Regions from separate parts of the Homo sapiens genome. Here region 2 is linked to region 1. The links are chromatin loops, found by intact Hi-C in ENCODE. Cell type or tissue: Caco-2. All regions are shown on one strand. Each heading gives the region's core, and the rest is flanking DNA. Links, peaks and the distances in the headings are about the cores only.

What was found. Peaks named below come from ENCODE experiments on the same cell type or tissue, not always from the same donor. Only the 100,000 strongest peaks of a DNase experiment are listed, where the experiment ranks them.
Region 2: it touches region 1 in a loop (4-fold over the local background); 7 of 110 quality-filtered maps call a loop at or near these places.

What each region holds. Positions count from the first base shown.
Region 1 is chr12:50,199,765-50,205,145 of GRCh38, forward strand. LIMA1 (LIM domain and actin binding 1) reads right to left here. Exons shown (of 11, transcript NM_016357.5): 6 at 4,788-4,936; 7 at 1,013-1,120. Among named protein-coding and RNA genes, the nearest start is that of MIR1293, 32 kb to the right of the region's middle. In Caco-2, for the core only: CTCF peaks have their summits at 2,364 and 2,667; DNase peaks (open chromatin) are centred at 2,387 and 2,687.
Region 2 is chr12:50,251,560-50,256,940 of GRCh38, forward strand. The region is part of intron 1 of LIMA1 (LIM domain and actin binding 1); the gene reads right to left. It also overlaps the pseudogene RNU6-1093P. Among named protein-coding and RNA genes, the nearest start is that of MIR1293, 20 kb to the left of the region's middle. In Caco-2, for the core only: no CTCF peak of the experiment used is centred there; a DNase peak (open chromatin) is centred at 3,122.

The DNA of each region.
Region 1 (5,381 bases), core at 191-5,190:
GTATACTTAAATTAAGAATATATGAGTATCTGAAGATAATCTCTAATCAAATATATTTTTATTTTATTTTTGTAAATTATTCTTCCCAGGAGCATGGAATCAAGTTGCCCTGAATCTATGCTCTCCCAAATAGATTTTTTTTTTTTGAGATGGAGTTTCGCTCTTGTTGCTTAGGCTGGAGTGCAGTGGTGTGACCTCAGCCCACTGCAACATCCGCCTCCTGGGTTCAAGCGATTCAACTGTCTCAGCCTCCTGAGTATCTGGGATTACAGGCATGCACCACCATGCCCGGCTAATTTTTTGTATTTTTATTAGAGACGGGGTTTCTCCATGTTGGTCAGGCTTGTCTCGAACTCTCGACCTCAGATGATCTGCCTGCCTTGGCCTCCCAAAGTGCTGGGATTACAGGCGTGAGCCACCACACTCGGCCCGAATAGATTTTTATTTTATTTATTTATTTTTGAGACAGAGTCTTGCTCTGTCGCCCAGGCTGGAGTGCAGTGCACTCAGCTCACTGCAACCTCCACCTCCTGGGATCAAGCGATTCTCCTGCCACAGCCTCCCGAGCAGCTGGGATTACAGGCATGCACCCCCACACCCGGCTTTTTATATTTTTAGTAGAGATGGGGTTTCACCCTGTGGGCTAGGCTGGTCTCGAACTCCTGACCTCAGGTGATCCACCTGCCTCACCCTCCCAAAGTGCTGGGATTACAGGCGTGAGCCACTGTGCCCAGCCTCCAAATAGATTTTAAAAAATCACTTCAGCTCTTTGCCTTCTGAGCATCTGCTGAGCAAAATAATTTTCCAATGAAGGCTCATTATTTGGTCAGCTATAAGTTGCAGAGCTACTCAACTGAAATTATGTGACCTGCAAAAATGGCAATCTGTCCTGGCAGCTGTTACCAAATTCCCAGACACTCTACAGCCTAGAGTTAGAGTTGTTTCTAATTTCAAGCATCTAATTTAGAACACATGCTTCCTTGGCAACTGGACATCAGACTTTTCAACCTACCTTTTCCCCTTCCTGATGGGTGATGCAGACCTCAGGACCTGGGGGCACATTCTCCTTTTGCTCCATTTTATGAATTTTGATTTCGCCACCACTGGCTTTCAGCTCATTCTACAAAATAAAAATAACTGTAAAAATTTTTTTAAAGTCCCATCATTCTGTTCTCTTCATAGCACATCTATTAGATAAACTTGGAATGTTAAAAAATTCTTCTAAGAAGCCTCGGGTCAAATCAACCCCCTAACTCTCACAAGCAAAACCCACTGACTAGTGAAATGACAAAAGCAGCTTTGTGGACACATACCTCAGAGTTAAATATCTGTATGCTAGTGTAAAACTGGATTGCTCATTAGAATACAGACACATCAACACAGGCACACAGAACACCCCAAGCATACAACATTCTTGTGATTCACTCTTCTAGCAGCAGAGCTTGTGGTAATGCAAAGCTTGTGAGTTTTATCAGAAAAGACCATTCTGGAGCAGGGGAAAGGAGATGCCAAGTGCCAATAATAGAAAATATACTGACCATACATATATAAATGCCCGGCCTGGAAAGAGAGACAGGGATGATGTATACATATAAAAACTGAAATTATATTTAATGATACCATAAAGAAACCTTTTTGGTGGGACTTTCAAAAAGCATGTTTTTCCATATACAATTCATATATTGTACTAAAGACATAATTTATTTTACTTCTCAAAACAGAGCCTCAACATAAAAGAACATGCATTTTATTGTCATAAGGAATAAGGATAATTGCATTTTTTTCCTTGCAAAGGACACTGGGGTGAATATTACAATTAACTCATCTATTACATCTAAAATCAACATAGAACCTGGGTGCAGTGGCTCACGCCTGTAATCCCAGCACTTTGGGAAGCTGAGGCGGGTGGATCGCCTGAGGTCAGGAGTTCAAGACCAGCCTGGCGAACATGGTGAAATCCTGTCTCTACTAAAAATACAAAAAATTAGCCACGTGTGGTGGTGCACACTTGTAATCCCAGTTACTTGGGAGGCTGAGGCAGGAGAATCGCTTGAATCAGGGAGGCAGAGGTTGCAGTGAGCCGAGATCACGCCACTGCACTCCAGCCTGGGGAACAAGAGTGAAACTCCATCTCAAAATAAAAAAATAAAATAAAATAAAATAAACATAGAGGTCGATGACTATAGACATTTCCCACCATTAGTCTGCTAATAATGTAGTAATCTAGTACTTTTCTGTTCTCTGTGAATCTTTAGGCATGGGAGGAAACAATTTATGGCCACCAGGTCAATGAAAGGAATGTGAGTATGACTTAGTCACCTAGTGATGGTATTCTAGATTACGACCCACAGCACCGGAGGTGCATCTGTGAGGAGGAGCTGGCAGCTAGCACTGCAGAACATTATATAGCCCAACAACTCATTCCTGACCCCATCTCAAAGCCCCACCTCCAGAACTGCTGCCAGAGAGTATGTATGTGCCTTGTTACAACCATATTCTGTAAGGGGCCTGGGAAATTCTTTGGGGATGAGACAAAATGTACTTTTTACAAGAATTCCCAAAGAGTTTTCAACTCTTAAAATCTCCAGAGCAGGAGAACTGTAATGCAGAAATGGTTAGGAGTTAAAAAAAAAAAGTTACTCAACAGGTTTCCCCACATAGGGAGTCACCTGGTGGGAATGTTTACAGCAGGAGGGCACTGAGAAGCAGTAAAATCTGGTAACAAGAGGAAGTTCAGCTTCGCAGATCCCAATTTGCTGTATCTCCTGACCTGCCTTCTAAGGGAAGTCTAAATTTGCTCGCTTTTCACATTCACGGTGCATAATCAGCCTGTGATACTCCACTTTGCTAATTGATTTACACACATCATCTCTTCTTAAAACATAAAGTTGTTAAAATTACAGTTAAAAAACCAAGATGAAATTATTCATTGCCCAGAGAATTAGTCCACCAAATATTATTAGAGAATGTATACTTAATAATGTGGGGAAGAGAAGGCTTAACTCCCAGAATACTCATTATGGTTTCCAATATGCACCAATTTCGATCTGCCTAAGAACAAATAAAATTCAATATTGTTCTTTTTGATTTTGTTAGACAATTAGGACATCAAGAGATTAATGGTTTGTAATTTGAAATCTTAGAACAAATGCTTGAAGGATACAAAAATATGTGTGTGTACATTTGTATCTATGTGTGTGTATACATATATATGTGAATAAATGGCATTTGAAAGGTAACTTCCTTTTTTTTTTTTTTTTTTTGAGATGGAGTCTCACCCTGTCACCCAGGCTGGAGTACAGTGGTGTGATCTCAGCTCACTGTAACCTCCATCTCCTAGGTTCAAGTGATTCTCCTGCCTCAGCCTCCCTAGTAGCTGGGATTACAGGTGTGTGCCACTACACCTGGCTAATTTTTTTTTTGTATTTTTAGTAGAGACGGGATTTCACCATGTTGGCCAGGCTGGTTCTGAACTCCTGACTTCAAATGACCCACCCACCTCAGGCTCCCAAAGTGTTGGGATTACGGTGTGAGCTCCTGCGCCTGGCTATAAGGTAACTTCAATTTAGCAGTTCTGTAGCATCAGCTTACCCGTTAAGCACAGGACAACGTAAAGGGGAAGGACCCTCCATTGTATTTTGAATACCAATCTTTTTTTTTTTTCCTGGAGACGGAGTCTTGCTGTGTCGCCCAGGCTGGAGTGTAGTGGCGCAATCTTGCCTCACTGCAACCTCTGCCTCCTGGGTTCCAGCGATTCTCCTGCCTCAGCCTCCCAAGTAGCTGGGATTACAGGTGCCTGCCACCATGCTGGCTAATTTTTGTATTTTTAGTAGAGATGGGGTTTCACCACGTTAGCCAAGCTGGTCTTGAACTCCTGACCTCAGGCAATCTGCCCACCTCGGCCTCCCAAAGTGCTGGGATTACAGGTGTGAGCCATCACACCCAGCTGAATATCAAAATTTTCATGCTTACTGAGCACGTCACCTTCTTGTGATCTCTCCCTTTTCCTTATCTACTATTCTACTTCTTTAGGAAAACAGTACATCGTAAGGATTAAAGATTAAGTAGAAGATCTACTGTATGACTCCTTCATATGAAATTTCCAAAATAGGCAGATACATAAAGACAGGAAGTAGCTAAGTGGTTGCCAGGGGATGAGAGCAGGGGAAGTTGGGAGTGACTACACAGGTATGAAGTTTCTTTTCAGGGTGATGGAAAGGTTCTGGAATTAAACAGTGGTAATGGTTGTACAACCTTGTGAATATGCTAAGTATCACAAGATTGTATACTTTAAAATGGTGATTTTATATTATGTGAGTTATATCTCAGTAAAAAATCACAAAAAAAACCCTCGTTAATGAACACAGCTGATATTTCTCTCCAGTCTTCTTCTTTCTTCCCTCAAAAGCCAAAATAAGCTCTTCAGTCTTCTTCCTTCTTCCCTCAACAACCAAGATAAAATAAGAGTTATATTAAAACTAATAAAATACTACTTCTTTAACAACACAAAGATTAAGTAGAAGAGCCAGGGAAACTCTCAATGATACTCACTGGTAACATCACAAAAAAAGTGAGTGGGGTGGGAACCAGGACTAAGAAAGCAAAGTCAGGATTAGACCATGGTAAGAACTGCAAATCCAGCGAGGGTAGGGTTCATGTGAAAAGAGAACAGCTAGGGGACCAGGGCTCAGATACAAGGGTCTGGTGACATTTCCTAATTCCAGTACTCAGTGACCATCTGCTGGATGATGGAATGAATGAATGAATGAATGATGCAGAACACATACTGTATAGTTGGTTGAGCTGCTTTGTTTGGACACAGCTGCCTGGTACTTGGCCATTCGATCCTTTATAGAGGTTTCTGAGAGGCGTGGAAGTTCCAGATTTCGTCTACTCTCATTTTTCTCCGAGTCAAATGTAGAAGATGACAACTGACCTGGAAGCATCCAAATAACATGTTTTATTTTATTTCTGAGATGGGGTCTCACTCTATCACCCAGGCTGAAGTGCAGTGGCACGATCATAGCTCACTACAGCCTCGAACTCCTGAGCTCAAGATATCCTCCCGCCTCAGCCTCCCAAAGCGCTGGAATTATAGGTGTAAACCACCGTGACTGGCCAACATGTTTTATTAGAAGATAAAAGTGATTCAAATAATTTCAAAATTCTAAATTTTGGGTTATTTTTATCTAATGGCCAATATCTTCTGTTAAAAGCACGAAGAAGAAAATCAGGAATATAATTGTCATTTATAAAGTAATATTCACTCACTTTCTTAGCATTAAAAGAACCTTACCATAATTGAGGATTGCATATTTTATTTTTTGAGACAGGGTCTCACTCTGTCACCCAGGCTAGAGTATGGGGCAGTGGTACAATCA
Region 2 (5,381 bases), core at 95-5,094, 52 kb after region 1:
GCAGTGAGCTGAGATCATGCCACTGCACTCCAGCCTGGGTGACAGAGTGAATGAGACTCCACCTCAAAAAAAAAAAAAAAAAAAGGTATGTTTCTAAAAAAGGAAAAGGATTTATTATTTGAGATACCGAGCACGATAAAGAAAAAAAAGGTTAACTCCCAAGTCTAAGTCCGTGGTTTTGATTACTCCCAGCCAGAAAGTTAAGAAAAGTCAGAACATCTATTTTGGTATACAGCTAGGAGAGGCACACAGTTCTTAGAGTTCTTACACTCAGGGAATGAGATGACTCTCACCCTGACCACACTTGTCTTCACAGAAGCATAATGTTATTTCTTAGCAATGTGATTAGTACCTATGAAACAGATAAACGTGAGAATCAATACATGATTTTTGATAGACTCTGGTACCAGGCTATTGAATAACTACTTCTTATGAGATGTAGGGAGATGTCCCTGCCTGAATGGTGTACATAATCTACTGTGCTTGCTGACATACACACAAATATTTATAGTACAAGACAGAATGTGGTTAGAGGCTATGCGTGGTGTAGGAATACAAGACCTGATTTTCTGGCTTTGTGAGAGGGAAAGGAAAAGATATCAGATGACTTGGGACTTAAAGAACGGGCAGAATTTCATCAAAGTGAAGGCAGGAGGAGGAAGGAGGAGAATAGCATTAGCACCTTTGGGGAGTGAGTTAAACTCTAGGTGCAAGAGAAGTTGAAGATAGACAAGACTTGGCCAGGTGTGGTGGCTCACGCCTATAATCCCAGCACTTTGGGAGGCTGAGGCAGGCGGATCACCTGAGGTCAGGAGTTTGAGACCAGCCTGCCCAAGATGGCCAAACCCCATCTCTACTAAAAATACAAAAAATTAGCTGGGCGTGGTGGCACGCGCCTGTAATCCCAGCTGCTCGGAAGGCTGAGGCAAGAGACTCTCTCGAACCTGGGAGGCGGAGGTTGCAGTGAGCCGAGATTGCACCACTGTACTCCAGCCTGGGTGACAAGAGCGAAACTGTCTCAAAAAAAAAAAAAAAAAAAAAAAGACATAATGGGGCCTGACTGGGAAGAAAACCATGCTAAGGAGTTTGGGCCATATTTCAATAGTGGGAAGAAGTAACCCATGAGTGATCAGAGATTAGGTCTAATCTTATGTGCTATTTACTTAGCACATGCATGGTTTTTATAACAAAAAAAGTTTCTGATCCTCAATATCCACACCTGTAAGATAAGATCTCTGTAGTGGATTAACCACAGTCTCTCTGGTGGAACACAGAAAGTTTCTGAAAAAGCATGTAACATGACTAACATCATATTTTAAAATATTATTCAGCAGTAGTGTGCAACTTGCTAAGAGGGAAAAAGACTGGAGTCTAAATTACTAGTCAAGAAGATCCTGAAACTAAGTGAGAGGTAATCAAGGTTTAAATTCGTAAATTAATTAGGGTAGGTGGAAATGGAAAAGTGGGAAGAGAGAAATTGACAGTTCTTAGAATAAAATGAACTTAGGGTAAAAGAGAATCAAAGCTGGCATCATCAAACCCGAATGATGGAAGGCTGTTGATTCCATTAACAGAGACAGTAAATATAGAAAGAAGAGGGAAAATGATGAGTGTTGATTTACACATGTTGAGACATACATGTCAGCAAGAGAAATCCAAATGATATACAATAGGAAACTACAAATTCAAAGCTAAAGTTAGAAATCCGACTCTTGGAAGATTTTAAGACACTAACTTTATGCTTTGCATATATCTCAATCCTCACAATCATTCTACAGGATTGGTTTTATTGTCTTATATTTATGGTAACGAAATTGAGATTCAGACATATTAACTTTACAAAGATCACTTAGCTATAAAGTAGCAGAGCTGGGATTCAAACGCATATTCTGTTTGATTCCAAAGTCCATTTTCTTTCAACTACAATTAATGAAGAATGATTAAAACCGCCACTTTTAGCCAATGTAGAAAACCAGCTAGAAAAATCCCTGAACCACCTAGCTGAAAACCCATACAAATTATTTTTCAGTAAGAGAATAGTGGTGAGTATCTTCCCAGAGTGGTGAATATCAGAGATAATCATTCCTGCTTTCAGGGAAACTTAAAAGTTATCCTGGGCTCACTTGGAATACCCTCCATTGTAGTAACTGGCTTTCATTGGCCTGCATTAAAGGTGTGGTATTGGGGCCAGCATGGTGGCTCACGCCTGTAATCCCAGCACTTTGGGAGGCTGAGGCAGGCGGATCACCTGAGGTCAGGAGTTCCGGACCCAGTCTGGCCAATGTAGCAAAATCCTGTCTTTACTAAACATACAAAAAATTAGCCAGGCATGGTGGCAGGCGCCTGTAATCCCAGCTACTTGGGAGGCTGAGGCAGGACAACTGCTTGAACCCGGGAAGCAGAGGTTGCAGTGAGTCGAGATCATGCCATTGCACTCCAGCCTGGGCGACAGAGCGAGACTCTGTCTCAAAAAAAAAAAAAAAAAAAAGAAAGGTATATTATCTCTCCCCACCCACACAGTCTCTCTCAGATATGAGTTCCATTTTCAGACTTTCAGACTCCAAAACCCATTCTCTTCAGTCATATGCATTCTACTACCACATGAACTGTGAAGGAAGAACTGCTGGATTGGAAGACAGTTGGCTGCAAGAGTTAAAGGAAACATATAACAAAAATAAACACAGATTTTTAGCTTCAGAGACTAGAAGGATCGTTGCATGACAAATAAATGGTATACATAGAAAGGGGAACAGTTTGCTGAGAAGGAAGATGCCTTCAGTTTCAGATACAAATGGCAGATTTTTTTCATTAAGAAAGTAGCTTGGAAATCAAGTAACCAAATCCCCTTTTTTACAGTGAGGAAACTGAGATGCATAAAGCTCCAATCATTTTCCAAAGTCACCAGCTGGTTAGTATTAGAGCTAGAGTTCTAACTCCCAGGATCAATGTTCTTTTATCAAACCAGGTAGCTTGAGATGGGCCACTAAATTGTCCTAGGGTAGGGTAAGCTGTAGCTTGGAGATAAAGATCTCTCGAACAAAGGTCCTTGAAAAGTTGAAGAGTGACTCACTGGGAAATCTGCCCCAGGTATCTGCTTCCTCAAGCTGTTGCTTACGGTGAGGCCGGTAACTGCTCCAAGAAACCTATTCTAATAAATTCATTTACAGACTCTCCTGACCAAGGAAACTGTCTCTCAGAAACCAGGCTTGGACAAAAACAGCCGGGCGCGGTGGCTTATGCCTGTAATCCCAGCACTCTGGGAGGCTTAGGTGAGTGGATCACTTAAGTTCAGGAGTTCGAGGCCAGCCTGGCCAACATGGTAAAACCCTGTCTCTACTAAAAATACAAAAATTAGCCAGGCGTGGTGGTGCATGCCTGTAATTCCAGCTACTCGGGAGGGTGAGGCAGAAGAAAAATTGTGTCACTGCACTCCAGCCTGGGCAACAGCACAAGACTCTGTCTCAAAACAAAACCAAAAAAAACAAAACAAAAAAAAACCACCAAACCAAACCAAAAAATAAATGAGCTGGCCCTGCAACCAGCCCTCCCCAAGCCACTAATAAAATCCTGTTCTTATATATCCGATCTCAGTGGCCTCCTCTCTTTTTTTTCTCCTGAGATGGTTACTTATTCAAGCTGTATGGCTTCCTGAACATAGCCTCAAAAAATTAGAACAAAGTAAAAACTACAAACTCACTTATGAAGAAAAAATGGGCCACATGTGGTGGCTCATGCCTGTAATCCCAGCACTTTGGGAGGCCGAGGCAGGCAGATCACATGAGCTCAGGAGTTTGAGACCAGCCTGGGCAACATGGTGAAACCCTGTCTCTACAAAGAAAAAATACAGAAAACTATCTGGCCATGGTGGTGTGTCTGTGGTCCCAGCTACTCAAGAGGCTGAGGTGGGTCACTTGAGCCTAGAGGTTAAGGTTGCAGTGAGCCGTGATCACACCACTGTACTCAACCTGGACTATAGAGCCAGACCCTGTCAAAAAAAAAAAAAGAAAAGAAAAGAAAAAAAAAAGTAAAGAAAAGAAAGAAAAGAAAGGAAAGAAAGAAAAGAAAAACATTATTTTTAAGAAATAGATTGTAGAGTTTTAGTTTTTCTACCAACCTCTCTTCCCAATTTGAATGTCATCAGGTAAAAGGGAGCAATTAAAAGAAAAAAAAAAACTAAAAAACTTCAAGTTGCAAAGGGAATTTTAAATAAAAGCAACATGAAATACATTGCTACATAATGTTTTTTCAGAAAATTACATTTCTAAATTTATATTTCTGTACAAAAATAGTGACTAAATTCACATTCTTGAACATTTTTTGGAAGTTAATAGTTATTTATTTTTTTTTTGAGATGGAGTCTCACTCTGTCGCCCAGGCTAGAGTGCAGTGGCGCAATCTCGGCTCACTGCAACCTCCGCCTCCCAGGTTCAAGCAATTGTCCTGCCTCAGCCTCCTGGGTAGCTGTGATTACAGGCATGTGCCACCACACTCGGCTAATTTTTTTTTTTGTATTTTTAGTAGAGATGGGGTTTCACCATGTTGGTCAGGCTGGTCTTGAACTCCTGACCTCATGATCCGCCCGCCTCGGCCTTCCAAAGTGCTGGGATTACAGGCGTGAGCCACCGTGCCTGGCTGGAAGTTAATAGTTCTTTAACCTTTTTTTTTTAAACTTTTTTTTTTAAACATGGACTGCTTCACAAATTTGTGTGTTAACTTCACACAGGGACCATGCTAATCTTCTCTGTATCATTTCAACTTTAGTATATGTATGACTGAAGTGAGCACTCACCTTTTATTCTGAAACAATTTCATACATAAGAGTTGCAAAAACAGTACAAGAGTTCCCATATACATTTCACCTAGCTTTATCTTATATTACCATAGTACAATTAGCAAAACTAAGAAATGAGCACTGGTACAATACTATTAACTATAGACTTTATTGAAATTCCACCAGTTTTTTAATTAACGTCTTATTTCTGTTTCAGGATCATACACTGCATTTAGTTGTCGTGTCTTCCTAAGTCTACCCCAATCTATGACAGTTACTCTGCTTTTCCTTGTCTTTCATGACCTCGATATTGTTGAAAGTATTGGTCAGATATTATGTAGAATGTTCCTCAATTTGGGTTTCTTGGTTTCTCCAATAAAATAGAATCAAGACTCCTTGGAGAAGCGGTTGATTCCAGAGCTGGGGAAGGGCAAATACAAGATCAGCCTGGAACATCTTGCAATACTCAAAAGACAAAACAAAAAAAAGTTTTTTTAAAAAACATGATATTTTCTCAGATTAGATTGAGATTATAAATGTTTGAAAGGAATAATCCAGAGTTGATGTTCCCTTCACAGTGCATCATATCAGAGGGTACGTGATGTTGATG